2 separate regions of the Mus musculus genome follow, and region 1 is linked to region 2. A link is a loop called in an ENCODE intact Hi-C map of the cell type or tissue named here. Cell type or tissue: left cerebral cortex. All regions are shown on one strand. Links, peaks and the distances in the headings refer to the core of each region. The heading gives the core; the rest is flanking DNA.

Region 1 (15,669 bases), core at 5,101-13,100, 590 kb before region 2:
ATGCTCCGATTCTTTCTGGTAAGGCTTCTTTTGTGACATTGTGTGTTGAAAGCATAATAGGCTCTCTTTAGGATATGGTACAGTGATGTTAGGTAAACAGGTGTTTTCACGTTTGAGGAGACAGATGGTAGTTAAATTAATATGGCTCCCATAGACTCATAGGTTAAATTAATATGGCTCCCATAGACTTATAAATTAATATGGCTCCCATAGACTTCCTAGTTTGTGGAACTGTTTGGGAAGGAACACAGGTCTGCCTTTTTGGAAGAGGTGTGACACTTGGGTGCATTTTCAGGCTTTATCCTCTTCTGAACACACCCATATTGCAAGCTCCCACTTTCGTGGAGTTCAAAACGAGTTCTCACCTTTCCCTTGATTTACAGCTAAGACCTTGTAATACAAGAGGAACTTTCCAGATGCATTTATGTCCAACATTTTTATAATTTATGGATGATTCTGGATGACTATGAGGTAAGAATGTCCTTCAATATCTCAGCTTTTACATTTGATCATCTTCAGAAAAGAATTTAACTTAACATTCATAGGAGTAGGCAAATCTATGTGTAAATGTGTCTAGATTCCCTGAGTAAAATCTCAATGCTCCCACACTTGAAGAAAGGCATTGCTTTGGAAATGGCTCCTGTGCTCTCCTTACCCATCACCGGAAAAATCTTTTGAAGCTGTTCTGTCTTGTCTGCTGTGCTAGGTATTCTTGTCAGTCAAATTGAACACATCTGGAATTAGCTGAAACAGAAAGAGTTGGGTACTGTGAGGGATTTTTCTTAATTGTAGTTTTCAATCTGGGAAAAGTATTTTTAATCTGGGTCTTTTGGGGTGATAAGATCCAACTTGGATCTAGGCAACAGCTTATGGTGACAGCCTACATATATAAAGGACATTGAAGATGGTAGCTCTATCTCTTTGCCTTAATGCCCTACCTCTTTCTAACAACTTTTTGTTGTTGTTGTTGTTATTGTGTGTGTGTGTTTGTTTGTTTTTTTGTTTATTTTTTGGCAGTAGTGCATAATTTTGAAAATTAAGGTATGTAATGAAGACTAGTTGAGATGTCAAGCCACATGAACTGAACCACTATTGGAAATTTTAAATGTGTAGACAGCCTTTTTTGGACTGGTTGAATGGCATCCTGTGAGTCATTCTAATAAATGCATTAACTATATAATAGAGATTCATTCTATCAGCTCTGTTCATCAGGAAAATCTTTGATAGCACAGCTGTGGGTTTGTGGTTGTTGTTTCCTGCTTTGCTCTGAGGCTTGTCTCAGAAACACCAGGTAAACAGTGCTTGCAGTGTAGCTGAACCCAGCCTGAAGGCACCAAACAAATATTGCTTTCTAAAATCTTTCTTAATTGTTAATATTCTGGGCACATTTCCACTTTTGGGACAGATTTAACTCCATTGTAATCTGATTTATTGACTGTGAGAGCCATCCAACTTGAATCCAGGAGGAAGAAGTGGAAATATCTTCTGAGTGCTGTGATTGGAGCTTAAGGAAGCTCCAAATTTGCAAAGCAGGGAAGCATAGAGTTACTGCCCACAAGGGGGTAGAAGCAGGCAGTTGAATAGCAGGGATGTGAAGCCTTACTTTCTCCAAGGGGATTGATGGGAGGACAGATCGGTAAGCAATTGGATGAGAGGCACTTGTGTTAATGAACTTCAAATCTGCAGATCTGGAAAAGGTTTGGCCAAAGCTGGAACCTCTATGCTGTGTCTCTTTAACATACTCTAACCCTAAGGGTGGTGCTCATGTCACTCAAGACTCAATAGCCAATCAGAACCTCCACGTTGACCTGCCAGTCAGAAGAGGAGGCGGCTCTTCCAGGTCAAGCTTGCAAGTTCCTTTCTGTAACTCAGCGGTCATGAGAGTTTCTGTGTGATGTGTTCTGCGTGACTCTACTGGGTGTTGTGAGAGAAGGTTAGTCAAGCTCAGAACTCCAAACATGGTAAGTGCCAGGTCATCTCCTGCGGTGCCGTCGGTGTGGGGAAAAGAGGGGAGTGGGAGAGAACTCGCTTCTGGCCAGAGTTCCATTGCGCTGGGCAGGCAGGAGCGGGAGGACTGCAGGACGCTTTCCACATGGCCGCGGGTGGCTGTCTGGCCGTGGGAAGGCACGGACCCAACTCGGTGGGTGGTGGAAAAGGGCAGCTCTAGGCACCAGGTTCCCAGCCTCCAGCATCCCACGCTGGATACCCCGGAAGAGCTTAGGACAGAATGGGGTCCCCGGGGTGGCACTGGGCTTCGGGGCCAAAGGGAGGAGAAGTTGGGGGATAGGGGCCACTGAATGGTTCCCACGCGAGCGAGCATCCTTGGTCAGGTCCGGGGCTGGAGCACAGGATGGCCTTCTGGCAGGAGGTTTTCTTTTTAATTTTTGTTACTGTGTGAATTTGATTGCAGTTTGGCTGCAGGGCTTCCCAAGTATGAAGCAGAGATGGCTGCACTGGACATTGCCTGTATAATTTAATAATGTTCTTTAATTGCAGAGAAAGGCTCTGTGCCTTTAAAAAGGAAAATAAGTGGAGTCTGGAAAATTTTAGTGAATGCAAATTTCCCAGACTAGAGCTCTGTCTGCAACTGTGGCAGAATTGCTGAGCCAGGAAAATTTCAGCTGTCTGAATCATTTGCTCTGTGATCTTACAGTGGAGGAGCTGCTGTTGTCTGAGTCCCAGCTGTGTTTTCCAGGCTAATGAGGGACTCTGTCCATGCCTTTCTATCAGGAACCCTAGTGGAAGGTAGCTTGGGGTTCTTTATGGGAGTCTCTTCAGAGCCATCTGTTGCAAACTGTGAAGAAGGCCAAAAGCCATGTCATGGTGATTGTAATTGTCTCCTTTGCCAGGCCAGGAGGAGCAAGTTTACTGAGTTATCTGAGTCAGATCTGCTGGTTCCAAGGACTGTGGTTCTGTTGGTCCATGTGGTGATCATAGCAGAGGCCCTTGTCCTTTGCCCCTTCCTGAGTGTGGATTAATGGGGATGTGGGAAGCTCAGTAGCCCTAGTAGCTTGTGGGCTTGGGTACCAAAGGTTTTCCACGGAGATCTCTTGCCAGCCTTGGTGGGAGGGTTCCAGCAAATAGAAAGGAATGCAGGCAGGGAGGGGAAGTTGCAAACCTGCTTTTGCAGTGCCAGTCAACTCCACCTCCCTCTCTGCTGTGCCATGCAGTAATTCTGTGCCACCCTACACTGAGTAGGGTCCCCAAGTGCACTGGGGGCTTGGTCAGTAGTGGTTTTTTTAGATACTTGGCAGTTCCCTTGTGCAGGGTTGTTTTATTAGACTTCTCCTGAATTTGTCCCAGTGTATTCTAGCTTCTGCAAACTTCATAGAGGTCTCCATTTCTTTCCACTTATCCCTGTAAGTAGGATACAAGAAGCTACTCTTCTTCTTTTTTTTTTTTTTTTTTTTTTTTTTTGATTTTATTTTTGAGACAGGGTTTCTCTGTGTAGCCCTGGCTGTCCTGGAACTCACTCTGTAGACCAGGCTGGCCTCGATCTCAGAAATCCGCCTGCCTCTGCCTCCCAAGTGCTGGGGTTAAAGGCGTGCGCCACCACGCCCGGCTGATGCTACTCTTAAAAAGTTTACTTGGCATAAGACATAGCTTGTGTAAGCTCTCCCTACTGCAGCTGTTGTAAATTCTACCTTTTACTTTTGCTATTTTTCTCATCTCCTGCGACCTCCAACTCAGGAACCCATCTCTGAGAAATGGCTTGCTATTTCAGGGCTCTGAGGCACTTAATAAATGTTCTGGGGGTCTTTGCTTTGTATATCTCCTAGCTGTCTTAAGTAGGACTTGTAATCTCCAGTCCATATTGAAATTGTTCAAAATAACCTGGGGACTGAACAGGAAATAAACTTATGGATGAGAGCATGTGTGGAATGCAAAACCTGTTTTTGCCTGGCTGGTCTTTGAGCATTAGCCTCACCTGAATCCATGCTGCCATTAAGAAAATTTTCCTAATTAATATTTTAGTTGTATATGGAGTATTTCTTTCTGGGATGACATGTTAATTCTGGGAGAGCTGTCTCTTCTTCCCCATATAGAGATGTTCTAAGACAAGTATGTCGACTCAGGTAGCCTTGATCCTGGTCTGCTGTTCTCCAGGACAATGACCTTGCTTTCCTCTTGATATAAATTTCTAAATTCTTGAGTTAAAGAATGTAGCAAAAAAGTGTTTTATAGTTGCTCATTTGAGTCATATAATGAACTATTCATTTCTTCTACCTTCAGTAGAGAACAGGAACAATAGTTTACTGTTATCTCTGTCAGGTGAAACAGGGCGGGAGCGAGTTAGATCATAGAGAAAACCACAAGAGAATCTGCTCCAGGTGTCACCCTTCTAGAGAAGGATAAGAGTCAGGCAGGGTGAATAATTTTGTAATTTAACAGCATGTATTAAATAATGCATGATATTAAATAAAACTAGATTGGTGGGTGCTTAGTTTGTGCAGGTTAGCTTGAGCCAGTGATAATGAATTTCTGTTTTAGGATCTATACTATATAGATAGAATGTATCAGAAATGTAAAACACATGCCATTAGCTGGAGCTGTGTGTGTCAGATTATAGATCTCAGTAGTTAACAAAGCACATAGGAGCAAGTTCAAATACTATCTTATTAATGCCATTTATTCTACGAGGAAGAGCATGATCTTTTTCAAATCAGTACAGTAATATATTTTTTCAGTTATTTTTATCTTTTTAAAAAGTTATTTTTTGGTACTACTTTTTAAATTTCATTTTCACTATCCATACGTGACCTCTTACATGTTTCTGTTCTCCAATATTGACCCCAAATTAAGAATATCATTCCTATTTTTAAAGAGATTTCATATCTGTCTGCTTAGAGAAACATCTCCTGTAGCTTTTTCTTTATGCCATGGAGTAAAGACTTGCTTTGAACTCCGAATCCTGCCTCTGCTGCCCAGGGCTTGGAAAACATTCCTACAGCTGCTTTCAGGCTGGGTTCTGACTGATCAGTGAGCCAAAAGACACCAGGGAATGAGTGTTGTCTAACCTCCCTGGGTGACAGGGTTACAAGTTAGGGGATTACAAATAAAGAGGGACAGGTATAAGGTTGAGTTCACTGACCAACTTTGAAGCTGGTCTACTTGCAGCACAGAAGAGGAGGAGGAATAAGGTAGGTGAGGCCTTTCTGCTTTGGCAGTAGTTGACATTCACCATGAGGAGTCAAGGAATCAATTTTACACAATCAGTAAAATTCCATACTGGCCATCTTGTGGCATTTCCCAGATTAGGGCAATGACAAATGAGATCACAGGCCCTGACCATTACAGCATATTGCTGGCTTACCTCACCATCTACCCCAGGAGTAGGACAGCCAATCTCCCAGCTGTCATTCTGTATGCAATCCAATCATTTGGGAACTGGCCTTTTCATCTATCATTAATCCTCCTGACCTGGCTCTTGCTTCTCCCCTCCTTCCTCTCTTCACAAGGTCCAAGGTCATGTCTACTCTATATTTTCCCAGGTACAAATGGGTCTGGCTATGTTCTCACTTTGTGTATAATATACTTTCTACTCCAACATACCTAGGAGCAGTGATGTCTTTTTTTAAAAAATATCTTCTTTTTCTACCTTTTTCTCGCCCAATGGCTGCTTTTAGTCTTAAAATTCAAACCCACTTTCACTTTGAAATTTTTGTTAATATATGAATTGGATTGCAGGTTGGCTGCAGGACTTCCCCAGTAAGTAGTATAGATGACTGTAGTGGGTATTGCATGCATAATTGAATATACAAAGAAAGGACCCTGGGCCTTTAAAATGGAAATTACTTGGTTTGCGGGACTAGATCGTTCTTTTAAATGTAAATATTCCAGACTAGGGCTCTGTCTGCTTGTAGGGTGTAACTGCAGAGTTTGGGAGGTTTTAGCTATCTAAATCTTTTGCTCTGTGATCCCACAGTGAAGGAGCTGCTGTTGCCCTGAAGCCCAGCTGACTTTTCCATGCTAATGAGGGACTATGGGCAGGACTAACAATCAGGAACACTAGGGGAAGGTAGCTTACAGGTTCTTTACAGGATTCTCCTCAGATGCATCTGTTAAAAGCTGCCTGGAAGACCACAAGCCATCCCCTGGTTATTATAGTAATCTCTGTTACAGTACAGTAGGAGCAAGTCTGCAGAGCTATTTGAGTCCGATCTGCTGATTCTAAATGGACTGTGGATCACAGTTTGGTTCTGTTGGTCCATGTGGTGATCATAGCAGAGGCCCTTGTCCTTTGACTTCCTGACTGTGGATTTACAGGGGTAGGGGTGGCTCGGTAGCCCTGGGAGTGGGAATGTATGGAACTTAAATGTGACTATGCAGTATGCACATACAGGCATTGCCTTTGGTGTGCCGTAGGACAACATTGGAAAAGTAATGGTTTGATTTCTAGAATTCATGACCCTTCTGTATTCAGTTTTGTGTTTCTAGTTTTATAAATAGTTTAGAAGGTAGTAGTAAAGAGCTGTCAGCGATCATCCTTCAGAAATATTTGATTAGATTCCTTTTACCTTTCTGTTACCTATTGTCAAAATGGTGTGATTCACAGAACTTCAATTCTTGGTTACAAAAGAAGCTTCTGACATGCAGAAGTTTCTCAGGTGTTGCTGGTGCTGGGTGGGTGGATAGGACAGACTGGAGCATAATGCATATGGCAGGAAGCAGACATTAAATTATCATTCAGCATTTTTTTTTTTTTTTGTATATGGGCTCCCGTGGGCCGGTTTAGCCTGAGAGTACAAAGGGTCATGAACAGCTGTAGAACAATAGCTCAACTTTCTGATCATCTACAATGACAGAGAGAACTCTGGAGCATGGGGCCTCTCTGTTTGGAAGTCAGATCGGTAGTAACTGTAGGGTCAGATTTATAACAGTTTAGGGGTGACTTTGAGTTATTTTTATTGGAGGCAGGAAATATGATTTTATTTTATTTCTATACACATCCTAGCACAGGTAACATTAGTCAAGGTCACATTGTTCCTGGTGTAGTTGCCTTAGTTATTGAAGAAAAGTTGAAAATTGGTCACGTGGAAATGGGCAGAGGAAGCTTTCCCTGATATTGTGTGGCAGTTCTGTGGCCTACTATGAGACTGTCCTGTCTAGGAAAACAGATAGTGGGCTTGTTCTTTAGACAGACTGCTTGGTCTTTGGGAGAATTGGCTATGGTTGAGAAGGGGGTGTCTGCCCAGACTTGGGGGCTAAGAAGGGAAGGGGAGATGGAAATGGTCTTTTTTATCTACAGGTGACATGGATAGGTGAGAAGAAACTGCAGTTTTAAGGGAACTCTTGCATATTTGATCTCAGGGAACAAAAATGTGGAAAGTCTACCAGCATTCTACATGGTTCCATACACAACATCTTAATACTAAGGCATCAGGTTCCCAGAGATCATTTATTTACTTAAGTTTTTGTTGTCCAACTGTGAAAGACTGGATAAAAAGTACTATGTGGGTAGGCAGTGCAGTCATCGAATATTCATTTTGAAATAATCCTTTACACTGTTTCTGTATATTTTGTTTTGTACACACTTATCAAATCTTACAGGATTTAATCACCTATGATGACGTGCATGTGAACTTTACTCAGGAAGAATGGGCTTTGCTGGATCCTTCTCAGAAGAGTCTCTACAAAGGTGTGATGCTAGAGACCTATAGGAATCTCACAGCTATAGGTAATATTGTGATTTTTTTTTATTTACGTTATAACATGTATGCACAACTGTATCTTTGTTATTGTTATTTGTTTTGTTAATTTCAATTGAGAATGAGGAAGAACAAGATGAATCAATCACTCATGGTTCTAAAGTTCAATGGCGTTAGTAACTTAAATGTTGCCTAATTTCCAATAATGTAACATACTTTCTCTGGTACTGGGTTTAGGTTACATTTGGGAAGAACATACAATTGAAGACCATCTTCAAACTTCTAGAAGTCATGGAAGGTACTTTTCTTCTGCAACCTGATGAAAAAATTCCTATGAAGAAAGTTTAACGTGTGCTACAAGTAGTAAAGAAAACCACTAGGGTACAATAAGCACTGATTTCAGTCATGGATGTTTACTGAATTTCATAAAATCATATATGTCTATGGCAGATATGAAATTATTGTTTGCAAGGCATTCCATTAGTTCAAAGAAAGAGATATAATGGCTTAACAGATATGATACTGTTTAAATCAAGCCATGTAGAGCTATGCTGTACAAGTGCGAGTGTCTTCAGTCTTATATCGCTTAGATATTGCAAAAGGAACACACAGTGATTAGGTGACAAGTATATGTCTAAAACCTAGTAATGAGCAAATAATCCATAGTATATCTGAGCTCAATGATATACTTGTAATAACATTGCTAAATTTAGTGAGATGAACAGTTCATAAGATTCAAAAATGGTTTTGTGGAAAAACCTTAATCTCTGTACCACATTTCTGTGACGAAAAAAAGTCAGCTGTGAATGTAATGTGGAATTTTCACTTGTTATTCTTCTTTTGATGTGGATGTCATAGGTTAAGATGGATACAAGTCTTGTGATCATTGGGGCATTGAAAGAAGCCACATACCTTTCACTTTTCCAGAACAATTAGAGGATATGCAGTATAACATATTTTGAGCAACATTTAAATGTGCTATATAAGTTTATAAATAATTTGCTTCGAACATTGCTGGGGACATTTACCAACTCAAACTGCTGAAAATAGTAATGAGAATTAAAGCAGTAGAAAATTTTTTTTCTTTTGCATTTGTTCATATTCCAAATGTAGTATTACTCTCATGATAACAAAATTTGTGAAAGCAATCATTGTGCAAACACTGGGAGTTCTTCCTGTTTTTTTTCAAATATGTGAGTAACCTTTTATAGAAAAAGTATGTTATAAATGTGAGCCACATAATCAGTACTGTTTCCATTTCATATATCCTCGAAGATGTAAAACAATTCATAATTTAGTAAAACTCCTTTGAATATAAACAAAGTAATATTACGTTAACATTAGATTGCTCTGTTCAATGAAACCAAAATTTAAAAGAATTCATACAGATAAAAAGACTCATCAGTATAATCAGTGTAAGAAAGATTTCACGTGTGCAAATTTTATTTGCAGGCATGAAAGAAGTTGTTCTGCAGAGCAACCCTCTGAGTTTATTCAATGTGGTAAAGCCTTTGCATATGAGAGTGGTAGACAAAGGCATCAAATTAAACATACTGGAGAGAAACACCATGACTGTAACCAATGTGGTAAGGACTTTAGAACATGGAATGTCCTGCAAATACATAAGCGAACACATACAGGAGAGAAACCCTATGACTGTAAACAATGTGGTAAAGCCTTTGCAAGAAGCTGTCATCTCCGAATACATAATCGAACACATGCAGGAGAGAAACAGTATGAATGTAACCAATGTGGTAAAGCTTTTAAAAGAAGGAGTGACCTCCAAATACATAAGCGAACACATACAGGAGAGAAACCCTATGAATGTAAACAATGTGGAAAAGCCTTTGTAAGCAGTGGTGAACTCCAAAAACATAAACGAACACATACAGGAGAGAAACCCTATGAATGTAAACAATGTGGTAAAGCCTTTTCACAAAGCAGTCATCTCCGAATACATAAGCGAACACATACAGGAGAGAAACCCTATGAATGTAACCAATGTGGAAAAGCCTTTGCAAGAAGTGGTGACCTCCAAAAACATAAGCGAACACATACAGGAGAGAAACCCTATGAATGTAAACAATGTGGTAAAGCCTTTGCACATAGCAGTCATCTCCACATACATGAGCGAAGACATACAGGAGACAAACCCTATGAATGTAAACAATGTGGTAAAGCCTTTGCAGTATTCTATACTCTCCAAATGCATAAGCGAACACATACAGGAGACAAACCCTATGAATGTAAACAATGTGGTAAAGCCTTTACAGTAATCTATACTCTCCAAATGCATAAGCAAACACATACAGGAGAGAAACCCTATGAATGTAAACAATGTGGTAAAACCTTTTCACAAAGCAGACATCTCCGAATACATAAGCGAACACATACAGGAGAGAAACCCTATGAATGTAACCAATGTGGTAAAGCCTTTGCAAGAAGTGGTGACCAACAAGAACATAAGCGAACACATACAGGAGAGAAACCCTATGAATGTAACCAATGTGGTAAAGCTTTTATAAGAAGGAGAGTCCTCCAAATACATAAGCGAACACATACAGGAGAGAAACCATATGAATGTAAACAATGTGGTAAAGCCTTCGCAAGCAGTAGTGACCTCCAAAAACATAAACGGACACATTCCGGAGAGAAACCCTATGAATGTAAACAATGTGGTAAAGCTTTTGCACAAAGCAGTCATCTCCGAATACATAAGCAAACACATACAGGAGAGAGACCCTATGAATGTAACTAGTATGGTAAAGCCTTTGCAGGAAGCAGTGGTCTCCAATGCCATAAAAGATAAATACAGGAGAGACACCATATGAATGTAACCAAGGTGGTAAACCCTTTGAAGGAAGCAGTGGTCTTGAATATTATAATCGAACACACACAGCTGAAAAACCCAGGAATGTAACCAATGTGGTAAAGTCTTTGCAGGAAGGAGTGACCTTTAAAGAGAAAAGACCATACAGGAGAGAAACTCTATATAGGTATCTGATGTTATAAAGCCTTTGCAGCAAGCATTGATCTCCAAGTACATAAATGAACATATACCAGAGAGGAACCTTTTAAACGTAACCAATGTGGTAAAGCTTTTTCGAAAACCAATAGTCTTTACACACATAAAAGCACATATAGTTGAGAGAAATGCTTTGATTTTAACCAATGTGGTTAAACTTTTTCAAAAAGCAGTCATCAACAAAATCATGAAAGAGCACGTATAGGAGAGAGATTTTTGAATGTTAGCAATGGTGCTTTTATAGCTTTTTCACAAAGCAGTGGCCTCCAAATATATAAAGGAACACATACAGGAGAGAAACCCCATGAATATTGGCAATGTTTTAAAGGACTTCTACAGCACAATCATCTTCAAATCTGTAAGGAACATGAGGTTTTGAGAAATCCTCTGAATAACACCAATTAGGGAAAGCAATTGTACAAAAGAGTCATCTCCCAACACAAAAGTATACACACTAGATAGAAACCCTATGAATATAGGCAATGTGGTAAACATTTTATAAGTCACAGTAGTCTGTAAGAAAAGGAGACACAGTTGAGAAAAACACTATGAAATGAACAAGTGAACAGAGCCTTGTGCATTAAAATCTTCAAATACATAAAAGAAGACATAGAGGTGAGAAACCCGATGTCTACAAGCCATGTGGTATTGCTTTCACTTGTCAGTCATATTCAAAGACACAAAAGAAAACAAAATGTAGCAAAAGGCTGAGTGTGTTTAATATGGTGAAACTTTTTGAATATTTTAGAGTCTTTACAATGAAACAATTCATACTGCAAATAAATTTAGGAATATAATATGGTGAAACCTTATCAGATTTCCCAAATCTTCATCATTATGAATGAGAAACCCATAAATGCATTCAATATGGGGAAGCCTTTTAACATTTCTAATTCTTTATAATCCTGAAAATAATCATACAAAGGAGTTCAAGGGGATACAAGAAATGTTTCTTATTGTCTTGCTTGAGTTACAGTCCTGACATCCTTTGGTATGAATATCAATGTGGAAATTGTGAGCTGGATTAAACCCTTTCCTCCCCAACTGCTTCTTGGTCATGATGTTTATGCAGGAATAGAAACCCTGAGTAAGACAAATTGGTATCAGAAGTGGGGTATTCCTGTGACAACCTGACCATGTTTTGGGAGGACTGTGGAAGGACTTTGGAACTTTGGGCTAGAAGATCCATTCTGTGTTAAGAACTCTGTGGGATGTTGTGTAGGAAGATAATGTTGAGAACCGTGCAGAAGATGGAGGCCTGGCTTGTGAAATTTCAGAGGGAAAATTAAAGCCTCTTTTCAGGGCCATTGTTACTTTGTGAAGATTCTGTGGTTCTGGTTAACTGGGGCTGAAGAATCAGCTGTGATTAACAAGATAATAGAATTTCTAGAGTGAAAACTTTGCATTACTGGGACTGTTGATGCTGGTTAGCTGGAGCTAAGAAATTAGCAGTGATTAAGAAGAAACCAGCATCATTGAAGTGGCATCATCTGTGAAGTGTTTTCTGAGAGCACAGAGGAAGTGTTCTAGAGATAATCAAGGTGGTACCTTGTGCTGTGGCTGGACTTGGTAGTGTGTAAGTCTTACCCTCGTGGTACTGGTTTTGAAGGCATGAAGGGATAATGCAGATCAGCTAAGGCCCAGCACTTTGAGAGGCCATGGAAGGCCACTGGTGAAGGTGCAGACTCAGGTGAAATTGATGGCCCAGTACTGAAGAGATCATGCAGTGTTTTGGAGTTGACAGGTCCATGAATGACCACGAAGAACAGCAGCAGCAGTAAAGTACATGCATCTGGAGCCTAGAGGACAAGTGGTGTGCTACAAAGGACAGGGTTGGAAAAGTGACCCAAGCCCTTGGATCTTTTGGAGTTGTCCAAAAGATCGTGAGTTGGATCCCAGACATTGGACAGTTGGAGTTTAATTTTTACTTTTGATTGTGACTGTGCCCTGATGTTTTTCCCTCTTGAAGGAAACAAGTATTTTAGTGGATTCCATAGTAAAGAGACTTTTAATTGTAAAAGGCTTTGGATTTTAAAGGATATTGGATATTTTAAAAGCATTGAACTTTTAATATGTAAAGTCTGTGGGGCTTTCAAAGTTGTGTATATCTTGGGCATGAATAAGAAACTAAGAGTTGAGCATTACTAGTGATGTGTTTGCGTGTCAAGTTGACAAGGTGTCAATTATACTGGCTAATTTTGTGTCAACTTGACACAAGCTGAAGTTATCACAGAAAAAGGAGCTTCACTTGGGAAATGCCTCCATGAGATCCAGATGTAAGACATTTTCTCAATTAGTGATCAAGGGGAAAGGCCCCTTGTGGGTGGGACCATCTCTCTGCACTGGTAGTCTTGGGTTCTCTAAGAGAGCAGTCTGAGCAAGCCGGGTGAAGCAAGCCAGTAAAGAAACATCCCTCTATGGCCTCTGCATCAGTTCCTGCTTCTTGACCTGCTTGAGTTCCAGTCCCAACTTCCTTGGTGATGAACAGTAAGCAGTATGAAAGTGTAAGCCAAATAAACCCTTTCCTCCCCAACTTGCTTCTTGGTCATGATGTTTGTGCAGGAATAGAAACCATGAATAAAACAAGGGGTATAAGGTATGGATTGTAAAAAAAAGATTAGACAATAAAGAAATGAAGAAATAAAATTAATTTTTTTTTTGAAAAAGGAGGATCAGACAGAAACATTCCTTCCAAATTATAGCTTCATTTTCACACCAATCAGGATTTAGGGATAGGGGCTTATGTAGTTTACAGTGTCAACTGTTATATAATATGACTGTTATAGCTTAACTAATCATATGGATTTGTTCTTTGGTGGTAAAGTACAGGTCTTATGTTTTGAGGGGCACAATGAAAAGCAGAAAGCATTGTTAGAGACAGTCATTATGTTTTAAAAAGAAAATATGAGTAAAGTGAGGTTGGATCTCCACAATACCTAATCCTTGGAAACGAACTTAGTTTCACCATATGATTAAATTCAGGATAATAAGAAAAAGGCAATACTTAGGGCCTGGTGTTTGGATTTGATTTGTTTTTCTGCTAATTCCCAATTGTGTATTGATTCTTATGCTACTCCTGTTAAATTCTTCCCAAATTTCATGATAATCCTGTACTGGGACACTGAGATTACCTGCCCCAAGCTGATTGTAAATGGGTAACAAAAGTGCCAGCAGCCAATGGCTAGGCAGGCAACAAAGGCAGGACTTTTGATTCATGGCAAGGGAAACAAAGAGGATCTCCATGCCAGTAAAGGATTTGGATGCCAGCTTCAGAGCTGGGAAAGACACAATACCAGCCACATAAAAGCTAGGAAAGAGTGACCCCAGTGTTCCCTCCTCTGATTGGTTCTGGAGAAGCAAAGATGGGCTCTAGATTTAGGAAATTAGGTGTATCACAGGGGAACCAATAGCAATGTGGATGTTTGGGAGTGTCCCAGCCAATGAGCTGATTTGGCATATTACATAATGCTGTTTGTCTTTCATTTCAGACTCCAAAGTACTTGTATGCTGAGCTAAGAACTTAAAAAGGTGGCATCCTATAGTAGAGCAGAGTAACCAACTGAGTCTACAGAAGGCATCACACCTATAGGATGGAATGCAATATTAAAAACTAATTGGGGATTCTCAAATGAAAAACAAATGCTACGATGTGAAATTAAGGGATGAGGAAAATTGGTTTCTTAGTGGATTCACTTGTTTTGCTGAGCCATTTGAGTCCTCACTAGCTGTGCAGGTTCACAACTAAAACAAAAGTTGAGCTAAAATGGTATGCATAATTCTTGGATTTGTGGAATGAGCTGGGACTCAGAAAAATGTCCCAAGCTGATCCAGACATCCTTGTTGGTCTGGATTTTCCATGAGCCCTCTTCCACCATGAGCCCTTCTAAAAGATTTCTGTCTGCCTCAAATAGTTTAAGCTTGGAGGTGCAGTACAAAGATTCAGGCTGCTCAGAAAGCAACAACAGAGGTAGATGGTAGAGGCTGCCCAGAGCTATAATCAGAAAAAAAAGAATAGAGAGAAATCGATGAGATTCGTTTTAACTTCTTTTAAGGAAAAATGAGCACGTGGTGATTGTGTAAGAGTGTTTGAGGCAATCTCTGTGAAGGGCCCTAATGTCTGCAGTGGATTCTCCACATGGCTGCCACCCTAGCACACCCAGGTCCTTGAGATCACTGGTAAGTGGAATGCAATATAAGTTCCAAAAAATACAGAGGGTCTTGTAATAGTAGGAACAGGGACAAAGGACCAGCAGCGTGACCAGCGACTGAGATTAACTTCTGGTTGGAGCCACCCTCCCCCACCCCCATGCAATCTTTGGCCAGATCTCAGCAGAGGGCCCAAAGGTCCCCAGAGGACTCTTCATGCTGAAGGCCCCCTAGCACACCCTGGTCTTTGAGATCACTGGTGAGTGGAATGCAACATCACTTCCAAAAAATCCAGAGGGTCTTGTGCTAGCAGCAACAGGGTCAAAGGACAAAGGCAGGCCCTAGCACATCCAGAATCTTGGGATCACTGAGAACTGTTTATGCAGGAGAGTAAGTGGGCAGCAGAAGTAACTAAGCTTCTTGAACAAGATCCCTTCAGGCCTTCATCCTCAGCCAGAAGACAGACCTAACACCCAGAACCCTGGACACTTTCCCTGCAAGAGGGGAGTCGGCCTCCAGGGAGGGCTCTGACCCCAGGAATCAGGAGGTGGATCTGAACTCCAGACTTCTGTGCACCTTCTCTGTTGGCACTTTCTCTTTATGTTACCTAGGTCACATTATATTTAGTGGATAGGATTATAGACAATTAAGACTGTAGTAAGATTAAGGGAGAGTTTCCCTTAGAATTTAAGACATATTTCAAACAACCAGAATGGAGATTTTAAAATTATGTTTATTCTTTAATTATACTCCAGTCATTATCACCCCCCCATTCCAACCACTTACAGTTTCTCATCCCATATCCCGACCCCTCTGTACATCTCCATGAGGGTGTCCTCACACCCACAA
Region 2 (15,669 bases), core at 2,521-10,520:
TATGAGTTCCTTCTGCCAGAATGTCAGCACAATGATGAGTAGGTGAAGTCTCAGGCAGTAGTGAGATCGAGGATAGCAGGGGGAGCGAAGGTCACTCGTTCAGTCAAAGCTCTGACAATGTGTCCATCGGTCAGGGGAACAGTTGGATAATGCTTTCAAGAGCGTTAGTCAGCCATCGGTCATGGGGGCTGAACCACACTTTCTAGGACATGTGCCAAGTTTTGTCTCAGAGTCAATTTATCTGCGTCCTTGACCAGAAGCCACTATGTGCAGACAAGCAGGCCATCTTACAGCCACCAGGTCTAATTTCTTACAAGTATGCCACAGGTCTTTTTCAGGGTCCCAATCTCTGAGTAAGAACTTCTTTGGCAATACCTTTGTTCTCAGTCACATCTAGGAGTCCCATAGCTGGGGATAACATTAGGGCAGTCTCAAGAGCATCTAAGGCCATCTAAGATTGTTCCTTTTTTTTTTTTCTTTATACGAAGGGCTGTTTATCTCTTTAACTCAGCAAAACCTGGAATCCACAATCTGCAAAAGCCCGCAGTGCCCAGGAACTTTTTAGCTTGTTTTGCACTGGTCGGTGGAGGAGTATGAAACACAGTCTCTTTTTTTTAGCTGCTTCAACAGGTAGACCACCGGACTCTTTTAAGGACTCAGCTTCTGTATTAGCACCCCTTTTGTTATCTCTTTACTTTTAGCCACGAACAGGTGAAGGGTTTGGTCATGAGGGGGGCTCCTCTTCTTTTTGTTGGGGCAGTCTCTCACCCAGTGCTCATTTTCTTTACAGTATACACGTTGATCTTTAGCCAAAAGCTTTCTTTTGTTGCCAGGTACTATCTAAGTTTTCTAATTTTCCTGACTTTTGTGGCCAGCATTTTATTTTTCTTATCTTTCTGTCTCACAGCACAGCTCTGATTCTGACTCTGGTCTCTGTCTTTGTCAGCCTCATGTTTCTTTAACTCTTTTTCTTGTCTGACTCTTATTACCTTGGTTAGATTGTTGGGACTTTCTAGTCCCACAGAGACGAGACCCCCATCAGAGTCTGGCAGTTAGACTCACAGGTGCTCCTTACCTTGGACAGAAGCCCCAAGTGGGCGGATGCCTCCCTCACTGGAGCTTAGAACAGACTCACTGCCAGCAGCTCAGGGTGGTGCCACCTTCTGAGAAGAGGGAACTTTAGAGCAGAGACGGGAGTGCAGCTCTCACAGCTGGCTGCAACCGGCACTTATCTTAAAGTGAAAGCAGTTTTTCTGTTAACAAGAGATGGGATGGGAGGGACAGGGGAATGAGAAGCTGCCTGGGAACCTGCAGCGCTCTTGGCCGGCTACTCGAACAGCCTCCTCTTCTTTTTTTCTTCAGCAGCCACAACATCCAGGGCCACTGACTTCTCAGGGACCACTCCTCATTTGCTCCGGATTTCCGAGCTCATTTTTCCCTAGGCTCCAGGTCCATGGGCGGGACCACTGTGACCCGCTGGCTGCTCTCTGGAGTTGGAGTAGGAGGCAGGGCAGCTGAGGATCTGAAAGGAAGTGGTCAGCATAGGGATCTGACAGGATTTTTAGGCTTATTTCAGAAGGCATAACTTAAAAACAGTCGTCAGTCATCAGTCCAAGTCCGAACACAAAGAGACAAAAAAGACACACACAGAAACCGTTTTTCAGGCAACCACTATAGAATCACAGTACCACAGAAATGACAAACACAAGCAAGACCAATACAGGGCATCTTACATGCGATTTCCAGAGAAGCTTACTGTCACTATGACCAACCCAAATGGACCTGTCTCCATGGGAAGGCCCCAGAACCTGAGACCGGCCTAAAACCAAACCAAGATAATCAGTCAACTCCTTGGGACCAAAACCAGACCTGAAACCAGACAAATCAAAAACAAAACAGAATCAGAAGGTGGTCCAATGGAGGACACACAAGTGAACAAGACACACAGACACACAGACATACAGACAGGGAGGGATCTCACTTTACCTCTGACGTACAGTGTCTGTGTCTCATGACAAAAACCACAAACAAAAACAAGATAGCAACAGAGAAAAAGAAGACACCAGTATCTCTAAGCACACTCGTCCACGCCTGGACTTGTACAACCAGCCAAGCCAAACGCTATTTCCTGACGGGGGCAGATTCCACATCGACTCCCTTCCTCCTGAAAAACAATTTGCCTGACGGCGGCGATTAGTGACAAGTCAAAAGCACCCTTAGGTGGCCAGCCTACTCCAAACGTTGGCCACTCGGAGGCGCAAAAGGTCTGCCACTGACCCTTTCTGACCTCCACCGACTGGTTGTGGGCTCTGACCCGCACCTCCTTCCAATGCTCCAGAGTCAGAGAAAGGGGAGTGAACACAGATTGTCCCATTTTTAGAAAAACAGTAGTCACAACAAGAGCGGACACGAGACTAAGACAAAAAAGAAACCAGAAGAATCAGATGGCCTCTCTAAGGCCGGCCGATTGAGACCCTCTGCACGAGGTGGGACTCGAACCCACGATCCCGTGACCAGACGCGAGGTGGGACTCGAACCCACGGTCTCGCAACAAGGTGCGAGGTGGGACTCAAACCCACGATCTCGCAACAAAATGCGAGGTGGGACTCGAACCCACGATCTCGCAACTGGGCACGAGGTGGGACTCTAACCCACGATCTCCCAACCCCAAATGGTCTCTTGGCCTTCAAAGGGGTCCACCAGGCGTCCCTGATCCTCCCCTGTTCCTCCTGGGACGTCTCCCAGGGTGAACGGACGGTGGACACCTGGACACGTCTATCCTTATCCACCCCGCACTCCCTCTCGGAGCGCGGTCTCACTGAGCGTCCGCAAAACTGAAACTGCGATCGCACCAGACTTAGAAACAGAACACAGACATCAGACCAAAGCAGAACAAAGAATCTTACCTCTAAGTGGGTCTAGGACCTCTGGGTGGTCGCGCTGTTTCCCGGCCAATGCACCAAATGAAAGACCCTCGAGGGGAGACCCTCACTCAGACACTCAAGTCCCGGGACAGCCGCGTACCCAAGAAGACACTGAGACCATACATAAAATGTAGAAGGCAAGATTTAATAAAGCAGCGACATGAAAGCACACAGACCAGAGCTCTGGGGTCGAAATAAAGCAGCAACATGGAAGCACACAGACCAGAGCTCTGGGGTCGAAATAAAGCAGCAACATGGAAGCACACAGAGCTCTGGGGTCGAAACTCATACACCTTAGCACAGGGTAGAGGAGTCTCGACGGTCAGCCAAAATTTTTCACAGGCTTATATAGTAAAACTCAAAGGGGGAGAACTAGGCAGGGAAAGTACAAGTTTACATCACTAGGGAGTTCTTGCCAAAGGAATCTACGTAACTAAGGAGTCATGTCCTATCAAGGAATCTACGTAACTAAGGAGTCATGTCCTATCATTTGGCAATGTACCCGGTTCATTTTGAGGTTGTTTCAGGAGGCCTTTATCTCAAAAATGTTCTTGGTCGAACTTTAGGGTGAGGAGTTTTGGGGTGAAAAGTTTAGGAGTGTTCCGAGAACAACCTCTAGATGGGAGGGGGTGGGCTCCGAGGTAAAAAGTTCATGTTCTCACAAGAGGCCAGTAATTTTTCATTCTTCAATGAGTAATTCTATATTGTTAACTATGGATGTTGTCTCTAATGTCCCAAGTTAATGGACAAATTGTCATTTTGACTAGTTTTTCCTCTATAATCTTAAGATTTACATAGTATAAATTGTTTACAGTGTTCCTCTGTTCATGGGATGTTTTATTTATTTGTTTGTTTGGTTGGTTGGTTGGTTGGTTTTTTTGCAAGACAGGGTTTCTCTGTAGCCCTGGCTATCCTGGAATCACTCGGTAGACTAGGCTGGCCTTCAACTGGGAAATCTACATTCCTCTGCCTCCCGTGTCCTGGGACTAAAAGCTTGCACCATCAATGCCCAGCGTGGTAGGTTTTATGAATTGCAGATTTTAATTGTATTACTAACTGCAAGGCAATTCCAGTTTTGTAATAGTTACTATTCATCTTAGCCTTGAGTTTGACTCCAAAAAGTTTCTCTGTTTTTACTCACAGCTGATTATCTCTCTGAATTCAGAGGAGACTGCGAGATTGGCCTGGAAATAGAATAAATTTTTACTTCATATCATTGAGGTCGTTGCTTCCTGGTTCTTGACAGTGTAACTGTATCTGCCATTTAAAGAAACTAAGCCTATTTGAGATGGTTTATATTATGGAAGAGACTATGTAGAGGAGTGTGGCCTCAAATTCATGAATATGAATTTGTCTCCACACTACTGCAATTGATAGCACATACTGGCATGCTTGGCAATATTCATTTTGAAAATGATTGTAAGGCACTGACTCTAAACATCTGGAATGACTTTAAGAGTTATTGTATTGTCCCAATTCTTCAGTGCTGTCTTTAAATGTCTCTCTCTCTCTCTCTCCCTCTCCCTCTCCCTCTCCCTCTCTCTCTAAGAAATTAAGCTATTATTTTATTTGTATGGTTGTTTTGCCTCTGTATTTTTGTTTTTGTCATTGTCTGATGATCACATAGGCCAGGAAAGCCAGGAAGTGGGTGCACCATGTCTTTCATGAGTTTCCTGCTCTGTTCTGAAGCTTGACAAATAACCATCATGTGGAACATACTTGCAGTGACCTAAACCCAGCCAGAAGACAGACCAAAATCTTGTTTCTTAAAATCTCTCTTTAATTGCTAATATTCTGACATCTGTCCACTTGTGGGGCACATCAGTAACTCCAATGTAAGCTGATTCAAGAGCTATATAAGCTATCCAGCTTGATTCTAGGAGGAAGAAGGAGATGTGCCTTTGGAGTGCTGTGGTTGGAGTTCAGATGAGCTCCAAATTTGCAAAACAGTGAACACAGAGACACTGCCCACAAAGGGAAGTAACAGACAATTAAGCAGCATGGATCTGGAATCTTAGTTACTCCCAGGGGCTTGGCAGGAGGACCCAAGTAAGTTACTGGAATGGAGGCATTAGTGCTACTGTACCATGAATCTCTAGATCTGGAAAAGGATTGGCCCAGGTTAGAACTGAGTTCCTTCAGTACACCATCACCCTAAGGGTAGTTAACATGTCACTCAATATGCTCCAGCCAATCAGAATCTCGACCTGGAGCTACCAGTTAGAAGAGGAGGCGGCCCTTCCAGGTTGCAAGCCAGCAACTTCCTTCTCCATGTAATTCAGCAGACCTTTGCATTTCTATGTGATGTGTTTTGTGTGCCTCTACTGAGTGATGTGAGAAGACCTAGCAAGCTTAGAACTCCAAACATGGTCAGTGCAAGATCATCTCCCACAGAGAGGAGGAGCAAGCAGCTTAGCAGAAAACGCATGTGTAGTCGACTTACCATCAGCTGGATGGTAAGTAGCAGGCAGCTAGATGAGGCCACCTGTGGACCTAGTCTCCTCTTGGACCCGGCTTTGGCCTCTGAATAAATTTATTATTGGGCTGCATCTGCACAAAACATTTGCAGGAAGGCGGGCGTGGTGACACACGCCTTTAATCCCAGAACTCGGGAGTCAGAGGCAGGCAGATTTCTGACTTCCAGACCAGCCTGGTCTACAAGGTGAGTTCCAGGACAGCCAGGGCAGAGAAACCCTGTATCGAGAGAAAAAAACCAAAAACCAAAAAACCCAAAAAAACAGAAGAAGTAGAAAAAAAATTTGCAGGAGGGGCTACTCTGGAGAAATGGAGAAATGTACTTGCCAGGATGACAAACTTGACAGCCCTTGTTTCTATATTATCTTCTATGAATTCTGCCCTTAGCAGTTAACATGTAGGTGCAGGCTGTAGAAGACATATTATGTGTTGGGTAGCACTCCAATATTAAGCTCTGATGTACAAGAGTAGAGTTGATGATGTTACGGATTTACCAATGCTTAGGAAATATTAAGTGACACTAAGTAGGATGTAGCTGAGGTAGGGCTGCCTGTAAAACACCTGACAGGTATGTAGTATGCTAAGCAGCCCTCTTGAAGGTTAGTATAGCCATATGCATGTTTATTTACCACGGTTATCAGAAATTTGTCTCCAAATCTTAACAAAAGGGACAAATCTGCTATACAGTCAGGCATTAGACCTATGGTGATATCAAAGAACAGGCCCCTAACAAGCTACACAAAATGGCATTACAGGGTCACAACCAACCTTAAGGCCTGGTGTGCCATAAAGATCTATTTTCCTTCCCAGAATTAAGATGTCATCCCAGAAAATAATAGCTCCATATACAACTAAAATATTAATTAGGAAAAATTTCTTTTTTTAAAAAATTTTTTGATTTATTTATTTATATGTAAGTACACTGTAGCTGTCTTCAGACACACCAGAAGAGGGCGTCAGATCTCGTTACAGTTGGTTGTGAGCCACCCATGTGGTTGCTGGGATTTGAACTCCAGACCTTTGGAAGAGCAGTCGGTTACTCTTACCCACTGAGCCATCTCACCAGCCCCAGGAAAAATTTCTTAATGACAGCATGGATTCAGCTGTGAATATTGCTCAAAGACCAGCCAGCCAAAGACAGATTTTGGATTCTACATATGCTCTCATCCATAATTTTCTTTTCCTTCATGGAAAAAGCATAGTTTTTCCTCCAAGGCAGGACGACAGCAGGTGACAGCTCTTTGAAAGGAAAAATACTATTGTGTTGAGGGCTGGTCCACTCAAGTAAAGCTTGATCCTAATGTGTGGAGAATTGCATACCTGAATCCTAAATTCCAGACCTTTAAGAGCCTGGAGCCTTAAGCCTTAGGAGCTTGACTTAAGGCCCTTGTGTATTGAATACAAAACAGTGCTCTTTCTCTTAAGCCAGGATTAGCTTTAGGAGAGGTGGCAATGGTCTGTGGCTAGGGCTTCTGGGAGGAGAAGGTTCAGATCCTGCGATTCCAACTTTCTCCACAATATGGCGATATGGTTCTCAGTCCCAAGTCCACTGGGGGTTTGGTTGGTCATGATTTTTTAGATACTTGGCAGTTCTTATGTGCAGTGTTGTTTTGTTAGACTTCTGAGTTTGTCCCAGGGTATGCAAGTTTCTAAAGACTTCATAGAGGTCTCCATTTCTTTCCACTTATCCCCTGTGAGAAGGATACAAGATGCTACTCTTGTTTTGTTTTTGTTTTTTGAGACAGGGTTTCTCTGTGTAGCCATGGCTGTCCTGGAACTCACTTTGTAGACCAGGCTGGCCTTGAACTCAGAAATTCACCTGCCTCTGCCTCCCCCCGAGTGCTGGGATTAAAGGCGTGAGCCACCACACCTGGCACAAGATGCTACTCTTAAAAAGTTTACTTGGCATAAGACATAGCTTGTGTAAGCTCTCACCACTACAGCTATTGTAAATTCTACCTTCTACTTTTGCTATTTTTCTCATCTTCTGGGACCTCCAACTCAGGAATCCACCACTGAGAAATGGCTTGCTATTTCAGGGCTCTGAGGCACTTAATAAGTGATTCTGGGGGTCTTTGCTGTGTAAATCTTTTAGCAGTCTTAAGTAGGACTTGTAATCTCTAGTCCATATTTAAATTGTTCAAAATAACCTGGGGACTGAACTGGAAAGAAACTTATGGATGAGAGCATGTGTGGAATCCAAAACCTGTCTTTGGCTGGCTGGTCTTTGAGCATTAGCCACAGCTGAATCCATGCTGCCATTAAGAAAATTTTCCTAATTAATATTTTAGTTGTATATAGAGCGATTTCTTTCTGGGATGACATGTTAGTTCTGAGAGAGCTGTCTCTTCTTCCCCTTATAGAGATGTTCTAAGACAAGCTATGTTGACTCAGGTAGCCTTGATCCTGGTCTGCTGCTCTCCAGGACAATGACCTTGCTTTCCTCTTGATATAAATTCCTAAATTCTTGAGTTAAAGAATGTAGCAAAATGGTGTTTTATAATTGCTCATTTCAGTCATATAATGAACTGTTAATTTCTTCCACCTTTAGATAAGAACAGGAGCAATGGTTTACTGTTATCTCTGTCAGATGAAACAGGGCAGGAGATAGTTAGATCATAGATAAAACCATAAGAGAATCTGCTCCAGGTGTCACCATTCTAGCGAAGGATAAGAGTTAGGCAGGGTTAATAATTTTGTAATTTAACAACACGTATTAAATAATGCATGTGATTAAATAAAACTAGATTGGTGTGTACTTAATTTGTAAGGGTTAGCTTGAGCCAGTGATAATGAATTTCTGTTTTAGGATCATATATAGATATCATGTGTCAGAAATGTAAAACACATGCCATTAGCTCTAGCTGTGTGTGTCACATTATAGATCTCAGTAGTTAACAAAGCATATAGTGGCAAGGTCAAACACTGTTTTATTAATATCATTCCTTCAATCAAGAAAGGCCTGATATTTTTCAAATCAGTACAGTGATATTTTTTACCAATATAGGTGTGGGTTTGTTGTTATTATGTTTGTTTTGACAAACCACTGAGGACAGTGTGCTGATTAACAAGAGTGCTCCACAGTGTCAGACATGTGTCCTAATTGCTCTGAGCCTTTTCTCATAACCATTGGGTGGAAAGTACTTGCAGTTTACCAGCCTGAAGCCACAAAACAAAATCTTGTGTCCTAAAAATCTCTCTTCAGTTGCTAATATTCTGGCACTGACCACCTCTGGGCAGTTTGGTAACTCCAGTGTCAGCTGATTGATGGGGAATGCAAGCTATCCAGCTTGATTCCAGAAGGGAGAAGGGGAAATGCCTCGTGAGTGCTGAAAGTGGAGCTCAGGCAAGCTCCAAACTTTCAAAGCAGTGAACCCAGGGGCACTGTCCAGAAAGTGGGAGAGGCAGGCAGGTAAGCAGCAGGGATCAGGAATCTTAGCCCCTCCCAAGGGCTTGTTGTGAAAACAGACAAGTAGGCTATTGGAAGAGTCACAGTGGTGCTACTGAACTGCAAATCTGCAGATCTGGAAAAGGATTGGCCCAGGCTGAGACCTCTCTGCTGTGTCCCTTCAGCACACTCTAACCCTAAGGGTGCTGCTCATGTCACTCAAGACTCACTAGCAAATCAAAACATCCACATGGGGATGCCAGTTAGAAGAGGTAGTGAATTTTCAGGGTACCCAGCCTGCAAGTTCCTCTGTAACTCAGCTGATCTCAGTGTTTCTGTGGATGCTGCGAGGTAGCTCAAGCAACCTCAGAACTTCAGACATGGTAAGGGCAACTTCATCTCCCTCAAAGAGGGGGTGGGTAAGCATCTTAGCAAAGGATGCTTGTGTAATAGGTCTTCCCAGAGGCAGGATGGTAAGCATCAGCCAGACAGATGGGGCCACCTGTGAGGTATTTTGTGGACCAACTGTCTCCTTTTGGACTAGGCTTTGGCCTCTGAGTAACTTATTATAAGAAAGCATCTGGACAAACCTTTGTGGCTGGAGCTTGTGTGTGGAAATATACTTGGCAGGATTAGAACAAGAGAAACAGTTTACTGTGTACACTGTCTGGTAATACAGTGCAGACAAGAACTAGGTCACAGAACAAAGGAAAGGGGAGTATGCTGCAGGGGTCATCATTATGGAGAAGGGCCTGATACAGGCAGTGAAAGTGATTTTGCAATTTCACAAATTGTAATACTACTAGATTAGCAATACTAGACTGGTGGGCTTTATTTGGGTAGGTTAGCTTGAGCCAGTGGGAATGAATTCCCATTTTGGATCTGTATTATGAGATATGTGCAATTCTTGGTGACATATTTAAGTGAGCTCAGAAATGTAAAACAAATGCCATTAGCTGTAGCTGTGTGTGTCAGATTATAGATCTCAGTAGTTAACAAAGCACATAGGAGCAAGTTCAAATACTATCTTATTAATGCCATTTTTTCTACGAGGAAGGGCATGATCTTTTTCAAATCAGTACAGTAATATATATTTTTCAGTTATTTTTATCTTTTTAAAAAGTTATTTTTTGGTACTACTTTTTAAATTTCATTTTCACTATCCATACGTGACCTCTTACATGTTTCTGTTCTCCAATATTGACCCCAAATTAAGAATTTCATTCCTATTTTTAAAGAGATTTCATATCTGTCTGCTTAGAGAAACATCTCCTGTAGCTTTTTCTTTATGCCATGTAGTTAAGAGTTGCTTTGAACTCTGAATCCTGCCTCTGCTGCCCAGGGCTTGGAAAACATTCCTACAACTGCTTTCAGGCTGGGTTCTGACTGATCAGTGAGCCAAAAGACACCAGGGAATGAGTGTTGTCTAACCTCCCTGGGTGACAGGGTTACAAATTAGGGGATTACAAATAAAGAGGGACAGGTATAAGGTTGAGTTCAGTGTCCAACTTTGAAGCTGGTCTACTTGCGGCACAGAAGAGGAGGAGGAATAAGGTAGGTGAGGCCTTTCTGCTTTGGCAGTGGTTGACATTCACCGTGAGGAGTCAAGGAATCAATTTTACATAATCAGTAAAATTCCATACTGGCCATCTTGTGGCATTTCCCAGATTAGGGCAGTGACAAATGAGATCACAGGCCCTGCCCATTACAACATATTGCTGGCTTACCTCACCATCTACCCCAGGAGTAGGACAGCCAATCTCCCAGCTGTCATTCTGTATGCAATCCAATCATTTGGGAACTGGCCTTTTCATCTATCATTAATCCTCCTGACCTGGCTCTTGCTTCTCCCCTCCTTCCTGTCTTCACAAGGTCCAAGGTCATGTCTACTCTATATTTTCCCAGGTACAAATGGGTCTGGCTATGTTCTCACTTTGTGTATAATATACTTTCTACTCCAACATACCTAGGAGCAGTGATGTCTTTTTTTTTAAAATATCTTCTTTTTCTACCTTTTTCTCACCCAATGGCTGCTTGTAGTTTTCAAATTCAAACCCACTTTCACTTTGAAATTTTTGTTAATATATGAATTTGATTGCAGGTTGGCTGCAGGACTTCCCCAGTAAGTAGTATAGATGACTGTAGTGCGTATTGCATGCATAATTGAATATACAAAGAAAGGACCCTGGGCCTTTAAAATGGAAATTACTTGGTTTGCTGGACTAGAACGTTCTTTTAAATGTAAATATTCCACAGGATGGACCATTGTCCCCTTTCAGACAAGGGAAGTCCTTGTCACCTCATTCCCTAAAGACCAGTTTAAAGTGTGCACTGTTCCACCAATCATATTGTGCCTAGTTGCTGATGCTCTTTTCTGCCCCTGGAAACCATATAAAAACTTGGTTAGTACAGAATGGCATGGTTTCTGCCCCTTGCACAGTATTGCCCGCGCTTTTGTTCCACCGGCAAGAAAGACGCAACAAACCGGAATCTTCTGCGGCAAAAGCTTTATTGCTTACATCTTCAGGAGCAAGAGAGAGAATGGTGAAACCCCGTCCCTTTTAAGGAGAATTATCCTCCGCCTAGGACGTGTCACTCCCTGATTGGCTGCAGCCCATTGTCCGAGTTGTCGTCACGGGGAAGGCAGAGCACATGGAGTGAAGAACTACCCTTGGCACATGCGCAGATTATTTGTTTACCACTTAGAACACAGGATGTCAGCGCCATCTTGTAACGGCGAATGTGAGGGCCGCTCCCCACATCTCCCCCTTTATTTGGGAGCAATAGGCCACCCATATTAATGAGAGTGGAGATAGAGGTCAAATCCCCAGTGTGCAGGTAAAGGAGCCGTACACAAAACCCCCTCCCAGGCTCATCACCCACAGGGGTCCTGGTCTGGTCCCGTGTTGTTTTTTCCTGGGGGAAGGACACTTGAACACTCAACCTTCTTGAAAGATGACATGTCTCCCTAGAATAGGCTCATACATGCCGCAGAGCCCTTCTACTGCAGTGCTTAGCCATGCAACTCTCTCGGGCTGCTGAAGTGCACTCACTCTATCTCGTGCAATGAGACTAGCCTCGTGGGGTGCAAGAGCTGAATGGCCAGCAACCTATTGCTTAAGCATAGATAACCATATATCAGGGGAAGCACCATGTTCTAGTGCTGCAAGCGCCTGGGCAATAACCACCTTGTCTCTCCTAGTTTGGGCCTTAAGCTTACAGACCAACCAGAGAAGCAACACTAATCCACAGCAAAGTGTATCTCCAAATAATCCCACTCCCACCCATTCTTTAAAGAAGAAAAATGCTGAGGAGATCCAATTGGGTAATCCTTTGGTCAGGGACAGGTCCAAGCGTGTGGAGTTGACCTGAATGATGGCAAGTCTCAATTCCTGAAGGGTCTGTTCAAATTCAGCCATCCAATTCTGTAACATATACTGAGAAAGTCTTTTTGACAAATTAGCTGCCCTAGTAAATTTCTCATACTGAATGGAAGTAACACACAATCTCGGAAACTTTTGTTCACATCCCAGCTGAGCTATTTGCCATAATACATCTAGTTTTTCCTGGACAAGATCTATGCGTTGATTAACCAGCATGAGACCTCCCTGTATCTTGACATTAGCTGAGGCCTGTTTATCCATGGCTGTGGTTACCGAGGCTGACAATGTGTTAATGGTGTCAGTCGTCTGGACCTGTCCAGACAGAGCCAAGGCTGTCTGAACAAGGCCAAACCCAGTTCCTTGTTAGTGGTAAAAAGTCGGGAGAATACTTGAGCATTATACATCACCGGCATTGGGAGTGGAAATGTTGACATTATCCCCCAACGCTGCTCTCTCTTCATTATTGTCGCCCTGGACATCACCAAGACGAGGGACATCAGTATTCCCTTGGTCAGTCTGGATTTTTCGGGTGAGTCTTTCTGGTATTCAAAATGGGTTGTCTTCATTCTGTGGAAAAACACAAACAGCTCCCCTGGATCTTATCAAAATAGGATCCGGGCCATACCATTTATTATCTAGGACATTTTTCCATTTAACCATCTCATTGGGCCTATCTGGCTCTGAACAATGACGTTCAGCCGCAGTATGGCCATGAGCATCAAGATTTAAAAAATTGAGTGTAAAGAGTGCCATAGACAGACACTCTTGGTACTCGGGGTAGAGCCTCGACTCCCCCTTTCTGTTTTTTTTTTTTTTTAAAGATTTATTTATTATTATATGTAAGTACACTGTAGCTGTCTTCAGACACACCAGAAGAGGGAGTCAGATCTTGTTACGGATGGTTGTGAGCCACCATGTGGTTGCTGGGATTTGAACTCTGGACCTTCGGAAGAGCAGTCGGGTGCTCTTACCCACTGAGCCATCTCACCAGCCCCCCTTTCTGTTTTAGTAGATAGGATTTGAGGGTGCAATGCGCACGCTCAACAATACCCTGTCCTTGAGGGTTGTATGGAAGTCCAGTCAGGTGGGTCACATCCATCTGACGGCAGAACTGCTGGAATTTTTGAGATGTATAAGTTGGTCCATTATCAGTCTTAAGGAGTTTGGGTTTCCCCCAAGCACTCCATGCCTCAAGGCAATGTTGAATCACATGTGAGGCTTTTTCTCCAGTTAAAGGAGAAGCAAACATGATGCCAGAGCAGGTGTCAATAGAGACATGTAAATATTGATTTCTCCCAAAGGAGGAAATATGCGTGACATCCATTTGTCAGACCTGTAATGGTCGAATACCACGTGGGTTAATTCCCACATGAGGAACTGGCAAGAACTCACAGCAGCTTTGACATTGAGTAACAATGTCATGGGCTTCTTTTCTGGTCTAGGAGAAACGATGGCGTAATGTTTCAGCCGTCACATGAAAATTGTTATGAAAATTTCTTGCAGCCTCTACTGGGGATGATAGGGCAGCAGCCACCACTTTAGTGGCCTTATCTGCCAAGTCATTTTCCAGAGTCATGGGGCCAGGTCGGCCTGAATGGGCTCTAACATGAGTAATATAAACAGGAAATCTTTTAGATAACAAAACTAATTGTATCTGCTGAAAAATATTGGCAACTTTACTGGAAGGCTTAATCACTCCAGCCACTTCTAAAAGATTTACTGCATTAACCACATAACAGGAATCTGACACAATATTAAGGGGTTTTAAAAAGGTTTTTAAAACTTCTAAAACCACTAAACATTCTACCACTTGAGGTGAATTTTCATTATATTGTTTGGATACCACTTTACCATTAGCTACATAGGCACCTATGCCAGTTTTTGATCCATCAGTATATACCACAATCTCATTTTCAAGTGGGTTTCTTACTGTTATTTGTGGAAACACAACAGATTGATTTTGGGCAAACTGTAAAATTGGATGTTTTGGATAATGGTTATCTATTTGTCCTGAAAAGGAGGTAACTAAAACTGCCCAATCATTAGATGTGGCTGCCAAGGTTTGAACCTGTGCAGCGGTATAAGGTACAATTAAAAGATAGGGACTTCGTCCAAAATGGGTGATTGCTGCTTTTAGGCCTTTAAGGGTAAGCTGTGCAATTGCATCAGGATACCAATCTATTATTTTAGCTGGGGATACATTTGGATGGATCCACAACAATGGCCCATTTTGCCACAAAACTGCGGTTGGCAATTGTGCTGTCTTAAAGACACACAAACTAAAAGGCTGCGAATCCTCAATACGTTGTAATTGTGCATTCTGTAAGGCATTTTCCACCTTTTGTAAGGCCTGGTTAGCAGCTAGAGTAAGAGCCCTAGGGGAGGAGATATGAGGATCTCCTTCTAAAATATCAAACAAAGGCCTTAACTCAGCGGAAGGAATCTTCAAAAAAGGTCTGAGCCAATTAATATCTCCCAACAGCTTCTGAAAATCATTTAAGGTATGGAGGTGATCTCTTCTTATCTCTACCTTTTGGGGCACAATCTTATCTGGGGACACCACAGAGCCCAAGAATTGCCCTGTATCAGAAATTTGGACCTTTTCTGTGGCTATCTGTAAACCCCACTGACTTAAAGTTTTAAGTAGATAAGGATATGCCTTTTGCAGCATGGTAAGTTTTTTATGGCACAGGAGGATGTCATCCATGTAATGGAGCAAAATTAAAGAGGGGAATTGTTCCCTCACTGGCAAAAGAGCTTCTTGCACATAAAGTTGGCACATTGTAGGACTATTGGACATTCCCTGTGGTAAGACCTTCCACTGATACCTCTTTTCGGGTTCCATGTGATTAATAGAGGGGATGGTAAAGGCAAATCTGGGCCTATCCCTTGGACACAAAGGTATAGACAAGAAACAATCTTTAATATCTATAATAATTAAATTCCAGCCACGTGGTAAGGCAGACAGTACAGGGAGACCCCTCTGTACCGGGCCAAATAAGTTCATTTGCTCATTGATGGCTCTGAGGTCATGGAGCAGTCTCCACTTTCCTGACTTTTTCTTAATTACAAAAATTGGAGTATTCCAAGGTGAGGTAGATGGTTCAATATGGCCTAGTTTCAATTGTTCCTCTACCAGTTGAATCACAGCTTCCAGTTTTTCAGAGGATAGGGGCCACTGAGGAACCCATACTGGATCCCCTGTTTTCCATGGTATGGGTCGTGCTGCCCCAATGGCCCCTAGAGAAAACCCAGACCTTGTCTGTCTTGGTTTCCATTAGGTGAGATGGGCTCTATCCTTCCTTGCTCTTGATGTCCTAACCCTTTTCCTTCTTTATAACCCATCTTTGCCATGATATTTTTTGTTTTAGCTGAATACCCTCTCGATGGGGCATTCTCATTGGACAAAATAAGGCCCAAATGCTGCATAATATCCCTTCCCCAGAGGTTAACCGGGAGTGGGAGCACATAAGGTATGAATTTCCCTTGCTGCCCTTCA

What was found. Hi-C counts contacts between places; a loop is a spot of excess contacts. Peaks named below come from ENCODE experiments on the same cell type or tissue, not always from the same donor. Only the 100,000 strongest peaks of a DNase experiment are listed, where the experiment ranks them.
Region 1: it touches region 2 in a loop (26-fold over the local background); 4 of 42 quality-filtered maps call a loop at or near these places.

What each region holds. Positions count from the first base shown.
Region 1 is chr2:177,826,529-177,842,197 of GRCm38, reverse strand. It overlaps Gm14325 (predicted gene 14325), which reads left to right and starts at 1,862. Exons shown (of 4, transcript NM_001024849.3): 1 at 1,862-1,961; 2 at 7,552-7,678; 3 at 7,887-7,947; 4 at 9,102-13,207. The coding sequence starts at 1,959. The coding sequence ends at 10,407. In left cerebral cortex, for the core only: no CTCF peak of the experiment used is centred there; no DNase peak of the experiment used is centred there.
Region 2 is chr2:177,238,864-177,254,532 of GRCm38, reverse strand. No RefSeq gene overlaps it. Among named protein-coding and RNA genes, the nearest start is that of Gm14410, 40 kb to the right of the region's middle. In left cerebral cortex, for the core only: no CTCF peak of the experiment used is centred there; no DNase peak of the experiment used is centred there.